Regions from separate parts of the Homo sapiens genome. Here regions 1 and 2 are each linked to region 3. The links are chromatin contacts, found by Hi-C or POLR2A ChIA-PET in ENCODE. All regions are on one chromosome and are shown on one strand. Each heading gives the region's core, a stretch centred on a gene start or an enhancer-like site at or near the end of the contact. The rest is flanking DNA. Distances are from core to core; before and after follow the strand shown. Region 1 holds the start of SLC25A5 (solute carrier family 25 member 5). Region 2 overlaps SEPTIN6 (septin 6). Region 3 holds the start of STEEP1 (STING1 ER exit protein 1).

The links. A loop is a pair of places that touch in the nucleus more often than their neighbours do. ChIA-PET counts read pairs that join two places held with the same protein, here RNA polymerase II (POLR2A). Pooled maps may share reads with other maps.
Region 1: a map of CD4-positive, alpha-beta T cell shows a loop between it and region 3 (4-fold over the local background). The contact joins the promoter of SLC25A5 here to the promoter of STEEP1 in region 3. A Hi-C loop is called at or near these places in 11 of 168 maps with a recorded cell type or tissue (B cell, CD4-positive, alpha-beta T cell, CD8-positive, alpha-beta T cell and 6 more), 14 of 37 single-sample maps with no recorded cell type and 27 of 50 pooled maps. POLR2A ChIA-PET finds 5 or more read pairs at or near these places in 16 of 52 experiments (A549, AG04450, CD4-positive, alpha-beta T cell and 11 more).
Region 2: a pooled map shows a loop between it and region 3 (2.9-fold over the local background). The contact joins the enhancer-like site here to the promoter of STEEP1 in region 3. A Hi-C loop is called at or near these places in 5 of 50 pooled maps. POLR2A ChIA-PET finds 5 or more read pairs at or near these places in 7 of 52 experiments (B cell, GM10248, H1 and 4 more).

Annotation. Positions count from the first base shown.
Region 1 is chrX:119,465,766-119,469,693 of GRCh38, forward strand. SLC25A5 (solute carrier family 25 member 5) reads left to right here and starts at 2,679. Exons shown (of 4, transcript NM_001152.5): 1 at 2,679-2,861; 2 at 3,896-3,928. The coding sequence starts at 2,751. SLC25A5-AS1 (SLC25A5 antisense RNA 1) reads right to left here and starts at 3,355. Exons shown (of 1, transcript NR_028443.1): 1 at 268-3,355. RefSeq lists silencers at 2,359-2,738, 3,229-3,468.
Region 2 is chrX:119,665,504-119,669,442 of GRCh38, forward strand. The region is part of intron 2 of SEPTIN6 (septin 6); the gene reads right to left. Among named protein-coding and RNA genes, the nearest start is that of MIR766, 21 kb to the left of the region's middle. RefSeq lists an enhancer at 621-710. Within about 2 kb of position 1,873, at least 5 of the 41 ENCODE cell types and tissues checked have a DNase peak (open chromatin) inside an H3K27ac peak, as active enhancers do; they include B cell, where a contact is called at or near this core.
Region 3 is chrX:119,562,784-119,567,193 of GRCh38, forward strand. It overlaps STEEP1 (STING1 ER exit protein 1), which reads right to left and starts at 2,626. Exons shown (of 7, transcript NM_022101.4): 1 at 2,449-2,626. The coding sequence starts at 2,572.

The sequences.
Region 1 (3,928 bases), core at 1,429-3,928, 97 kb before region 3:
TCATCATTAATATTCTTCTCGGCTGGGTGCAGTGGCTCATACCTGTAATCCCAGCAATTTGGAAGGCTAAGGTGGGAGGATCACTTGAGCCTAGGAGTTTGAGGCTGCAGTGAGCTATGATCGTGCCGCTGCACTCCAGCCTGGGTGACAGAATGAGACTCTATTTTCTATTTTCCTGGATGCTTGCTCCTTGTTTCTTTTTCCTTCTTTTTTAAAAAGTTTTTAAACTTTCAGACTTTTTTAAATGTTGCAAAAATAGTACAAAAATGTCCTTATATCCTTTATTCAACTTCTCTAAATCTTACATAACCACCATAACCAAGAATAGTATTGGTAATCTACAGATATTCAAACCTCACCAATATAACCAATGTCCTTTTTCTGGTACAGGAGCCGGTTGAGTGTCATATATTACATTCAGTTGTCAAGTATCTTTAGTCTCCTTTAATCTGTGACAGTTCCTTAGTCTCTTTGTCTTTCATGATCTTAACAGTTTCGAGAATATCTGACTCCTTAAAATACACGCGGTGATAGGTGACTACGGGAGCTCCAGCTCACCGTGGATTTAGCAAAATACCAAGTGATGACAAGAAGTTGCTTTTAAATGACCCATCTTGTATTTCATCGTCAATAAAACCACACTTAGTTACCCAAAGACTGAGAAGGGAAAAATTCTATGTAATTATTTGATCATCTTTTTTTGTGGAGAGAAAAAAAACTGACAAAACAATGAGCTCTGGAATAGAATACAGTAGAGGCATCATGCTCAAAGAGAGTAGCAGATGTGGCCAGGGAAAGGTCACATGTAGAAAAGGGATACACAAGTGATGGCGAGGTGTATCGAGGAATAATTAACAGTTGAATAAAAATGCATTAATCAGAATGTCAAGAGTTCAAACTAGAAAGATTTTGAATTTTAAATGCATTATAAATAAAATCCACCTCTCTCCAAATAAAGCCCTCTGTAGAATTTTGCTTTAGCTCTTGTTTCTCTCACCAGAATAGAGAAGCGAGTATCACCTTTGGAGGATATACTCTACCATTCTCTGAAACTGTTTTTTTGCATTCAGCTACCTCGCTATTATAATCAGCTGAGAAACACCATAGCCTTTCACTAACACAGGTCAAAGATTTCTCCCAGGATCAACAAAGCTAGATTCAAAATTGCTCCTTTGAACACATGCAATTTGTGTGCATCAGTTTCGATCGCTGGGGTTCTTGAGGAGACTAACAAATTGCAAAGTGTACTTTCAGAGGAAGGGCCTAACCATCCTGGGGGGTCCTAGAATTGGGTCCTTTCACAGGCAGATCTGGAGAAGATAGGAGAGGGCAGGAAAGGAAAGTGAAGGATATGAACACTATGTGTTCAGTGTGCAAAGGCCTGCTGGCATTTTGCCTATGGGAATTCTGAAGTCTGGGCACATAAGGTTCAGCTGCAGTTGCAGTTTTCAACAGTCGTCCTTATTTTTATAAACATTGTTATGATTATTCAGACACGGAACTTGTGATTACACTATTTGCTCCTGTTCTGAACTTGAGGGAGTCCACTTAAGCTAACAAGTAGGTTTTTGAGGACATGTGTGGCAAATGCTTACCCAGTGAAGGGATTAAGGGGCTCAGTAAGCACTTGTCCATTGGCACAATGGCTGCCAATCTAATTCTATTGATTCCTCTAAATGTTTCTGGAGTTCAGAAATCTATTCAATCCAAGGGCACTTTACCTGGGGTCCTGGGAGCCAAATGTTAACGTAGTTCTTAACCTTCCTAAGCCTCTTAACCTTCTGGGTACAACCTCTATATTTGTCTTCTGGCTAAAATCATTTCCCCACCCCCAGCCCAGTCCTTTGGACTCTCCCAGGCCAATTCCTGGCAAGATCTTTGTCGAACTGTATTTGCAAACCAGGGTCTGGGGCACGGTGGCAGTTCCTTCGTCTGCTGTTCCCTTAATTTCGTCTGGTTTCACTGGCTCCAGGACAGCACACGGTCTAGAGTGGGAAGAGTGAGGCATTCACCTTGGTGAAAAACAACTCAGTAATTAAGACAAATGATTTTTCATGTACTATTTTAAAAAAATCAGAAGCAATGCAAAAATCCATGATGAACAAATGATCAACATTTGAAATACAGACAGGATCCCAACCTGCACTTGCATGACCTTGTCTCGCTTGCCTCACCCTAAACCCAGCCTTGACACTCCAATTAAACTTTATTTACAAAACAAGGGGGCCGGCCAGTAGGATGTAGTTTGCCCATACGACTTTTTTAAAGTATCGCATTGACTACTGTTTATCTCGATGACTGAAGGGTTCTTTTGGCATCCCTGTAGCAAATGCGTCTCACCCTAGTCCTGGTCCTGCTCCAAGGGTTTTTGTCCAGGCACATCGTGACCTCACCCTTCCTCCCCTCTCCGAGGCCTCTCTCAGGGTCCAGCGTTCAAGTCCCGGGTGTTCTCTGGACCCGCCCCTTCCTCTCGCCGGGTCAGGTGCCGAGGGCGAGCACGGGCGGCGCGGAGAGCAGTCCCGGCCCGCCCTCCACGACTCCTCCTCCTGCGAGCTGGGCCACTCAGCGGCTCTGCCGCCCAGCGCGCCGGGGCCCAGACCCCGCCCCGGCCCCGCCTCCGACGCCTGCCGCTCCAGCTCCGGCTCCCCCTATATAAATCGGCCATTTGCTTCGCTCCGCCCCGCAGCGCCGGAGTCAAAGCCGGTTCCCGGCCCAGTCCCGTCCTGCAGCAGTCTGCCTCCTCTTTCAACATGACAGATGCCGCTGTGTCCTTCGCCAAGGACTTCCTGGCAGGTGGAGTGGCCGCAGCCATCTCCAAGACGGCGGTAGCGCCCATCGAGCGGGTCAAGCTGCTGCTGCAGGTACGTCCTGGGATCCAGGAGCCCAACCAGGAAGTGGGGGGAAGGGTCGCACAGAAGGCGGGCGCCCGAGGGGTGGCGGGGAGCGAACTCTAAAGACATGGCCAGGGAAGCGGCTTAGGAGAGGCCAGAGCGGGGCGCAGAGGCAGAACAGAAGTCAAACTGGTGGGAGGCGCCTTTAGTGACCTGAAGTAGTGAGTCTAGGAAGGGGCCGGGGGCAGAGGGCAGGACCAGGCTCTCGGCATCTCCGAGGCGGCGGACTCGGATGGAGCAGTTTCTGAGTGACGGCCTCCCCGGGCCTGGGCGTCAAGGGCGAAGGCCGAAAGCCGGCGTTAGAAAGAGGAACGCCAGTTCTTACCGAAGACCTCAAGGTCGCGGCAAGGAGATAACTGCCCGGGGGAGGCCATGCGCCCGGGTCCAGCGGCCTCCCAGCCCGCGGACGCGCTCAAACCTCGCCGGGCCGGAAGCCGGCGCCGGGAAGCGCGTGTGCCTTTTACGTCCGCCCCCGCGCAGCCGCGGCCGCTGCCGCCGCGTCTCCGCCTGCCTCCCTGCGCCGCGCGCTCTCCAGTGCCGGCTCTAGAGGGCGCTCCTGGGCTAGCGTGTAGGGCTGGCGGCGGCGGCGCTCGGGTCACCTCTGGGAGCGGAGTGGGGGCGGAGCGAGACGGAAGCAGCTCAGGAGACTTGAGGCGTAGGCTGCGGTCCCCAAGGTGACCGCGCCCTATGTGGGACTCGCCCTAATGCCTCTGAACCTGGGTTTGAGGTAATGACCTTTCTCCTAGGTCTGAAGGTCACGGGTCCGCTGGAGGATGCCCCCTCTCCACTCAGAGGGGTGGAGGCTTAATGCTACTGGTGCAGATCACCTCTTCCCCTGTGACAGCCTCAGAGGGTTGGGAGGGTCCAGCCAGTATGATATACGAAGACTAGATTTGAGAGAGGGGAGCCTACCTTAAAGGGCATTGATCGAGATGGCATAAGCTCTTCTCTTTCCCTTCCCCATGGTTATAACTGTCCCTGTTGGCTTCCTTCCTGTCTGTTAGGTGCAGCATGCCAGCAAGCAGATCACTGCAGAT
Region 2 (3,939 bases), core at 623-3,122, 100 kb after region 3:
TTCACACTAGGGAAACCAGTAGGGGAAAGGCTGTGGCAGACTGGTGAAGGTTTTGGAAGCTTATTCCTGGGAGATCAAGGGATACCAAGCCACTGTCAGGAGCCAACAAGACTTCAGGGAATGGGACATCACAAGAAGTCAGGAGTTGGTGACAAGGGGGCTAAACAGGAATCTGATATGAGGCCACAAACTGGGCTGGGCGCTGCTTATAATCTCTACAGATCCAGGCTGTATTTGACCCCTCAGCCCACCCCAAGTGACTCAGGAATACCAGGAATTAAAGAGTCAGTAGAGAGGGCCAGGCGCGGTGGCTCACGCCTGTAATCCCAGCACTTTGGGAGGCCGAGGTGGGTGGATCACGAGGTCAGGAGATCGAGACCATCCTGGCTAACACGGTGAAACCCCGTCTCTACTAAAAAAATACAAAAATTAGCCAGGCGTGATGGTGGGTGCCTGTAGTCCCAGCTACTTGGGAGGCTGAGGCAGGAGAATGGCGTGAACCCAGGAGGTGGAGCTTGCAGTGAGCTGAGATCGCGCCACTGCACTCCAGCCTGGGCGACAGAGTGAGACTCCATCTCAAAAAAAAAAAAAAGAGTCAGTAGAGAGGCAGGCACTTCGAAGAGAGGATATCATTAATTACTCTGGCCTGCCCTTTGAAGACAAAGACTACTCTCCCATTTATTCCGCTATCATCATCCCTGTTTTTCCCTCTCCTCTCCCCAACCCAGGGGGAATGTGAGCCTCGACTTCTCTTCACAGTCGGGACTGGGTTTGCATTGGGCAAATTGTGGCCTGCCAAACCCCGCCTTGCGACCAAAAGCACACATCTGCAGGGTGGTTCAGGGCTACGGTTAGAGCTACATGATGCAGAACTGAAAATGCTCCATCTCCCCTCCCCACTCTGGGTGTGTCTAGCCTGCTTCTTTTATCCCAAATAATGAGCTATGAATGCAGGAGGTGCCTTTTAAAATATCTGTGTATGATGAGAGTTTTCTGTGTGTGGACAGAGAGAAGGGAGAGAGAGAGAAGAGATAAGAGAGAGGAGGGAGACAGGGAGAGGGAGGGAGAACAAGGAGAACATTCAATTCAGTCTGGCTACCCGGCCCCCCAGCCCAATTTCATAGCCAGGTCTGACTAACTTGGTAAATTGCCAGAGTGTGGGGAAATGGTTCCTCACACAGATCATGTTTCAAGCCAGGGTCTGCTATATCCATTAGCAGCAAAGACTCTTGAAGAAGAGGCCCCCTTTTTCCTCCCCTAAAGGAACAGGAAGTATTTGGGTCCCAAGAAGAATTTTATGAGGTGGGGCCTTTGCCATGGGAGGTGGCAGACTTGGCCAAGCAGTGGAATGTATCACACCCCACCTCACCCAAAGTTGGGGTGCACCTTAACTGCAAACGGGGCCAGCACCTTGGAGGTGGGAACACAGTGTGGCTCCCACATCCTAACTCACCTCCCCTCTCGAGGGCACTGAGGTTTGAGCTACAGTTTAGCTCATCTTCCTATGTGCCTGATGAATTTTCCATGTACATCCTTACCCCCAACTCCCTCCCATGGAACAGAAGGGAGCACATGGAACAGAACCATCCTTACCCCCAACTCCCAAAACCCTTCTGTTGCATGAGCTCCCTGCCGAATGCCCTGTAGCTCCTAGGGAGTGGGGGTCCTGTTTCCCCAGCACCCAGAGTGGGCACCCTGGCTCCCCGATCCTAAGAATTCTCAGAGAGCAGGAGATGGGCCATCTTCCAGTACCCCCGAGAGTGCCTAACCCAAGGTTCACACAGAAGGCCTCAGGGGCAGCACCGCAGCGTTGAGGGACCCACCCTGTTTGCACAGCTGGAGGAATGGGGGCCGGGCAGGGCAGGACAGGGAGCTGGGAGGAACAGCAGGAGAAATGACCACCCAAATGCCTGCTGGCACAAAAGCGCTGTGGAAATTAGATGCCAAATAATGAACGTCTGGAAGAAAAGAACACCCGGGTGTCTAGGGAATTGAGATAAATGCAATAGTAGAGAGGGCAGAAAATCAAGCGAGCTCATCCTATGGCTATCGAGAGCTCCTGTTCCAGTTTTCCATCAGTGTAGAGCCTGGGGGTCGGGGAGGCTTTCTGTCAATGACTGGCACAGACCCAGCCTGATCCTAGGATGCTGCCCCTCCCACGGCTGCCCTGGGCCCAGTACTGAGTGTGAGTGTGTTGTGAGGGGGAGGCACACGTGACCTAACTGGGATCAGGTCAGCAGATTCCACACCCCTGCAGGAAGGTGGAGACTTGGCAATTCGATTCCAGCAGGAAACCTGAGGAGTCCCGAGGGGTCAATTTCTCACTCCTCCTCCCCCAGCCCTCCCAGGGCTCCTCCAAGTGGATAGTAAGGTTTTTAACGCATGCTCCACCAGCCAAGAGGATTTCATCTCACTTTGCTTAATGTAGATAGTATTCTGGAAACAATAGTTTTAAAAAAAATTAAAACATATATGAGTACTACGAAATATGTTTTTTTTCAAACTATGCTCTTGCGGGACGGTGGCTCAGGCCTGTAATCCCAGCACTTTGGGAGGTCGAGGCGGGTAGATCACCTGAGGTCAGGAGTTGGAGACCAGCCTGGCTAACATGGTGAAATCCCGTCTCTACTAAAAATACAAAAATTAGCCGTGCATGGTGGCAGGCTCCTGTAATCCCAGCTACTCAGGAGGCTGAGGGTGGAGAATCGTTTGAACCCGGGAGGCGGAGGTTGCAGTGAGCAGAGATCTCACCACCACACTCCAGCCTGGGCGACAGAGCGAGATCCTGTCTAAGAAAGAAAGGAAAGACAGAGAGAGAGAGAGAGAGAGACAGAGAGAGAGACAGAGAAAGAAAAAGAAAAGACTTCTAGCCAGGTTATCACTAAGTTACTTTGTGACATGAACTGAGCTCTTTCCCCTCTCTGGGTCCCAGTCTCTTTTTCTATAAAATGAGAGCGTTGGTAATAACAGCTATTGTTTACAGACACTGCTCTAAGTTTTTTACATATATTTTCTTATTTATTCCTCACAGCAAGCCCATGAGGAAGATGTTACTATTTGTCCTCAATTTATAGATGGGTTAACCAAGCCACTTACTAGCTGTGTAAATTTGCACCAGTTCCTCAGCATCTCTGCACCTTACTTTCCTCATCTATAAAATGTGGAGGGGCCGGGCGCAGTGGCTCATGCCTGTAATCCCAGCACTTTGGGAGGTTGAAGCAGGAGGATCAGTTGAGGCCAGGAATTCGAGACCAGCCTGACCAACATAGACCCTGTCTCTGTTTTATTTTTTATTTCCATAGGTTTTTGGGGACAGGTGGTATTTGGTTATATGAGTAAGTTCTTTAGTGGTGATTTGTGAGATTTTGATGCACCCATCTCCTGAGCAGTATACACTGAACCCAATTTGTAGTCTTTTATTCCTCACCCCCTTCCCGCCCTTTCCCCCTGAGTCCCCAAAGTCCATTGTGTTATTCTTATGCCTTTGCATCCTTATAGCTTGGCTCCCACTTATGAGTGAGAACATACAATGTTCGGTTTTCCATTCCTGAGTTACTTCACTTAGCATAATAGGTCTATTTTGAAAACTAGTAATAATAAAATAAAATGTGGAAGAAGTAACTAGTCCAAGGTCACAAACTAGTAAGTGGCAGAGCCAGCATTTGAATCCAGGCAGGCCGACGCTGGAGTCCATGCTTTTAACCAATGTGCTCTAGCGAGACGCATAGGCGTGATACGTTTGTTCATTCAGTCATTCAACGAGTATTTACAAAGACTCTAACAGGAGCCAGGCACAGTTATAGGAGCTGCAGATACAGCAATGAACAAGATAGCCACAATCCCTGTTCTTGTGGACCTAAAGTCTCTTCCAGTTCTGAATGTTGAACCCAGAGAAACGTCTCTGAGTTCAACAGGGAGGTGCCCAAAAGGAAACATTCC
Region 3 (4,410 bases), core at 1,376-3,875:
GATAAGTGCTAAATATTAAGCAGGGTAAGAGGACAAAGTGACAGGGATGCTGTTTTAGATAAGGTAATCAGGGAAGGGTTCTCTAAGGAAATTACATTTTAGCAGAGACCTGAATGAAGTAAGGGAGGGATTGAGGGAAAAGTTTTTGGGGCAGAAGAAATACCAATTAAAAAGGCACTGGGGGGCAGGAACACTTTTGACATGATGGAGAAAAAGCAAAAAGGCCACTGTGGCTGAAGTGCGATGAGCAAGAGGAAGACTGTTAGGGAATGAAGCCTGAGAGGTAGCCACAGGCCTGATCAAGGGTCTTGGTATGGATGGACTTTGGTTTTATTCTCAGTGTTATATGAAACCATTGGTTTTGAACAGGACTCTGGCTACTATGTGGAAAAGAGTGGAAGCAACGAGAGCAAGAGACTATTGTGCCAATCCAGGTGAAAGATGGTAGTAGCTTGGACTACAGTGTTAGAAGTGGAGGTGGTAGGCCGGCCGTGGTGGCTCATGCCTGTAATCCCAGCACTTTGGGAGGCCTAGGTGGGTGGATCACTTGAGGTCAGGAGTTCAAGACCAGTCTGGCCAACATGGTGAAACCCCATCTCTACTAAAAATACAAAATTAGCCGGGCGTGGTGGCACATGCCTGTAATCCCAGCTACTAGGGAGGTTGAGGCAGGAGAATCGCTTGAACCTGGGAGGTGGAAGTTGCAGTGAGCCGAGATCGCACCACTGCACTCCAGCCTGGGCAAGAAGAGCGAAACTCCATCTCAAAAAAAAAAAGAAAAAAAAAAAAACTAGCCGGGCCTGGTGGCGCACACTACTTGGGAGGCTGAGGCAGGAGAATCGCTTGAACCTGGGAGGCGGAAGTTGCAGTGAGCTGAGACCGCGCCACAGCACTCCAGCCTGGGTGACAGAGTGAGACTCCCTCTGTCTCAAAAAGAAAAAGGAATGGAGGTGGTAAGAAGCAGTCAGATCCTGCATACATTTTCACGAAAGCACCTGCAGGATTTCCTGATGGACTGGACAGATGTAAGGTACGTGACAGACAGAAGTCAAGACTGATTCCAGGTTTTGGTCTGAGATACTGGATGAATAGTTGTACTACTGACTGCAATAGGGATGACTATAAGAGGAGCAATTGGAGAGGGGGTGTAGAGGGTCATGAACTCAATTTTCAGCACGATATATTTGAGAGGCCCATTAGACATTCAAGTGGAGATGTTGAATAGGCAATTGGAGTCTCAGGAGAGGTGCAGGTTAAAGATGAACATCTGGGAGTTACCAGCATGTCAGTTGTATTTAAAGCTTGGGAATGAATGAGATCACCTAGGGGGTGGGTACAGAGTGAGAACAGGTGAGAGTACTGAGCTATAGGGCCTTGGAATGCCTAAAAGTCTGAGAGAGAAAAGGGAGCCAGACAAGGGGAAAAATCTAAGGCTGGGCGCGGTGGCTCACGCCTGTAATCCCAGCACCTTGGGAGGCCGAGGCGGGTGGATCACGAGGTCAGGAGTTCGAGACCAGCCTGGCCAACGTAGTGAAACCCCCGTCTCTACTAAAAACACAAAAATTAGCCGGGCATGGTGGCGGGCGCCTGTAATCCCAGCTACTCGGGAGGCTGAGGCAGGAGAATCACTTGAATCCGGGAGGCAGAGCTTGCAGTGAGCCGAGATTGCACCACTGCACTCCAGCCTGGGCAGCAGAGTGAGACTCCATCTGAAAAAAAAGGGGGGGGGGAAATACGAGGTAGGAGGAAAATCAAGTGAGTATGGAGTCTTGGAAGCAAATAAAAAACATGTTGCAAAAGGAATGAAATGATTACCTCTGTCAAATGCCACTGACAGAATTAAAATGAACATTGATAACTGACCACTAGAACTGTTAACATGGAGCCAAATACGGTTAAGATGATGAGGTGGGAAGGAAAGCCTACCTGAAGTGAGGTCAGGAGAGAATTAGAAGTCAGGATGCAGAGACAGCCAATATAGGCAACTCTTTTGAGAAGCTTTGCTATAAAAGAAGCAACGAAATGGGGTTATAGCTGGAGGGGAATACAGGATCGAGGGAGGGTTTTATTTTCGTTTGCTGTGAGGTAAGAGCAACTGCAGCATCTTGGTATCCAGCAGAAAAGTTATAAAGCTTCTAGAGGCAGTAGTTTTTGAAGACAGTGGATTAAGAGGGAAATACAATATGTTTGTGTTTCTATTTTTGTTCTCCTGAAGGAGTTTAGTTTTGAGGAAGGTCTGGATACAGAGTCACAAGGCTAAACAAAAAGCAGGAAAAAAAAAAATGCCCTGGAGTGGGGCGGGGATGCGTAGGGAGGATTTAGTCGGAGAGAGAAAACCCACCAATCTTCGTTGAGAAGTGGCTCCCAGATCACAGCCAGAGGAAATTCGCCTTCAAGAACCCGAAGTCTGGCTCCTTGCAGACGCCCCCGCAGTTCCCGGCTACTCACCCAGCACTAGGACCATCTGGCCGCACAAACAGTAGTAAACATGGAGGGGCTTCTCGCCGTCGTCATATTCCTCCCGGTCCCGAGTGTCAGAGCAGACTACTGACCGAGACACTACTTTCGGCATGATTCCCAAGAGCAATCTGAAAACTCTACGCCAAGAAGAGGGTCGCCCCGAAATGACGTCACGAGTGCGCCTTGCACCTTTTCCTTGTGGCTACGCTGGTCACGTGTTAGCAGAAGTCTTATAAACTTCCGGGCTGTCCTATCAGGCTAAGATATACGGGGGTGCGCCTGGAGCCTCCCAGAACCTACTTTGTCTTGGCCAAGTTAGCTGGGACTCCTGTGATCTGGGAGTCACTTCTCAATGAAGATTGGTGGGCTTTCTCACAACACCCTTAATATTATATAAATTCTTTACATTTCTATAACGCATGCATTTATATGTATATATACACATATGTATATATAAGACCAGCTAAATAAAGGACTATGCATTATATAGTTTATATTATATATATATATATATATATATGATACTGATTTGGGTGTGTTTCTAAATATGATTGTGATTTTAATGACTATTCCAGATGAGTACATAATTTTTTAGGTATCTTATTTTTTAGTTGATATAATTCACGTAACATAAAATTCACCCTTTTAAAATGTGTAATTGGGTGTTTTTTAGTGTATTCACAAAGTTGTGTAACCATCACCACTAATTCCAGAACATTTCCATCATCTCAAAAAGAAATCTTATACCCATTAGTAGTCACCACGACCCGCACATCCCCCACCTTCCCAGCCCACGGCAACCACTAATCTACTTTTTATCTCTATGGATTTGCCTATTCTGGACATTTCATATAAATGGAATCCTACAATATGTGGCCATTTGTCTGGCTTCTTTCATTTACCATAATGTTTTCAAGGTTCATCCATGTTACAGTACTTCTTTCCTTTTTATGGTTGAATAATATTTCATCATATGGATATATCACATTTTGTTCATTCATCAATTGGCAGACAACGGGGATGTTTTCACTTTTTGGTTATTATATAGATAATGCTGCTATGAACATTCATGTACAAGAATACTTCCACCGCAAATTTGTGTGGGAATATAAATCTGGATTTTTAACTTTTGACAGCACGAGAAGTGATTAAAGCACCTTGACACTGTTTGTGATTCAAACAATGTGGGATGTCATTGAATGACTTTACTGCAGTACAGGTTTCAGGTATAAACACTGTTTTGCCTTGTAATTTTAGGTTAAATTCATTAAGGAACATTACTAAGTCTATGGCAAAAGCCATTTTTTAAAACTATTCATGTTCAATAATAGTGGTCAAGGGTGGGGTTCTTCTCATTTAGAAAATTTTCTAAAATTTTGAATTCAAATTCAAATTCAAATTTTCTAAAATCTTGAACTCCTGACCTCGTGATCCACCCACCTTGGTCTCCCAAAGTGCTGGGATTACAGGTGTGAGCCACCGCGCCCAGCTGAACTTCACTGTTGACACTACTGTCAAGAATAACACAAGACAGATTCAAGTTTGTTTGTTTGTTTGTTGCAAAGTACCTGCTGTTTAATAATACAATTAATAACTACAGGATTTTAAACAACTTACATTTTGACAAGTATTGTACATTTGTCTAAACCTTTTCTGCTCCATACATATTTGTAATACATCTTAGCAAATTATGCTTTAGACTGAATTGAATTAGTGTTTTCCTGACTTCTTTGAAATACTCTCATCTGCAGTTGTTCCACACAAGACCATACACCCAGGCCAATTTTTTTTTTTTTTTTTTTTTTTGAGACAGAGTCTGGCTCTGTCACCCAGGCTGGCTGGAGTGCAGTGGCACAATCTTGGCTCACTGCAACCTCCACCGCCCAGGTTCAATCAACTCTCCTGCCTCAGCCTCCTGAGTAACTGGGATTACAGGCACATGCCACCATG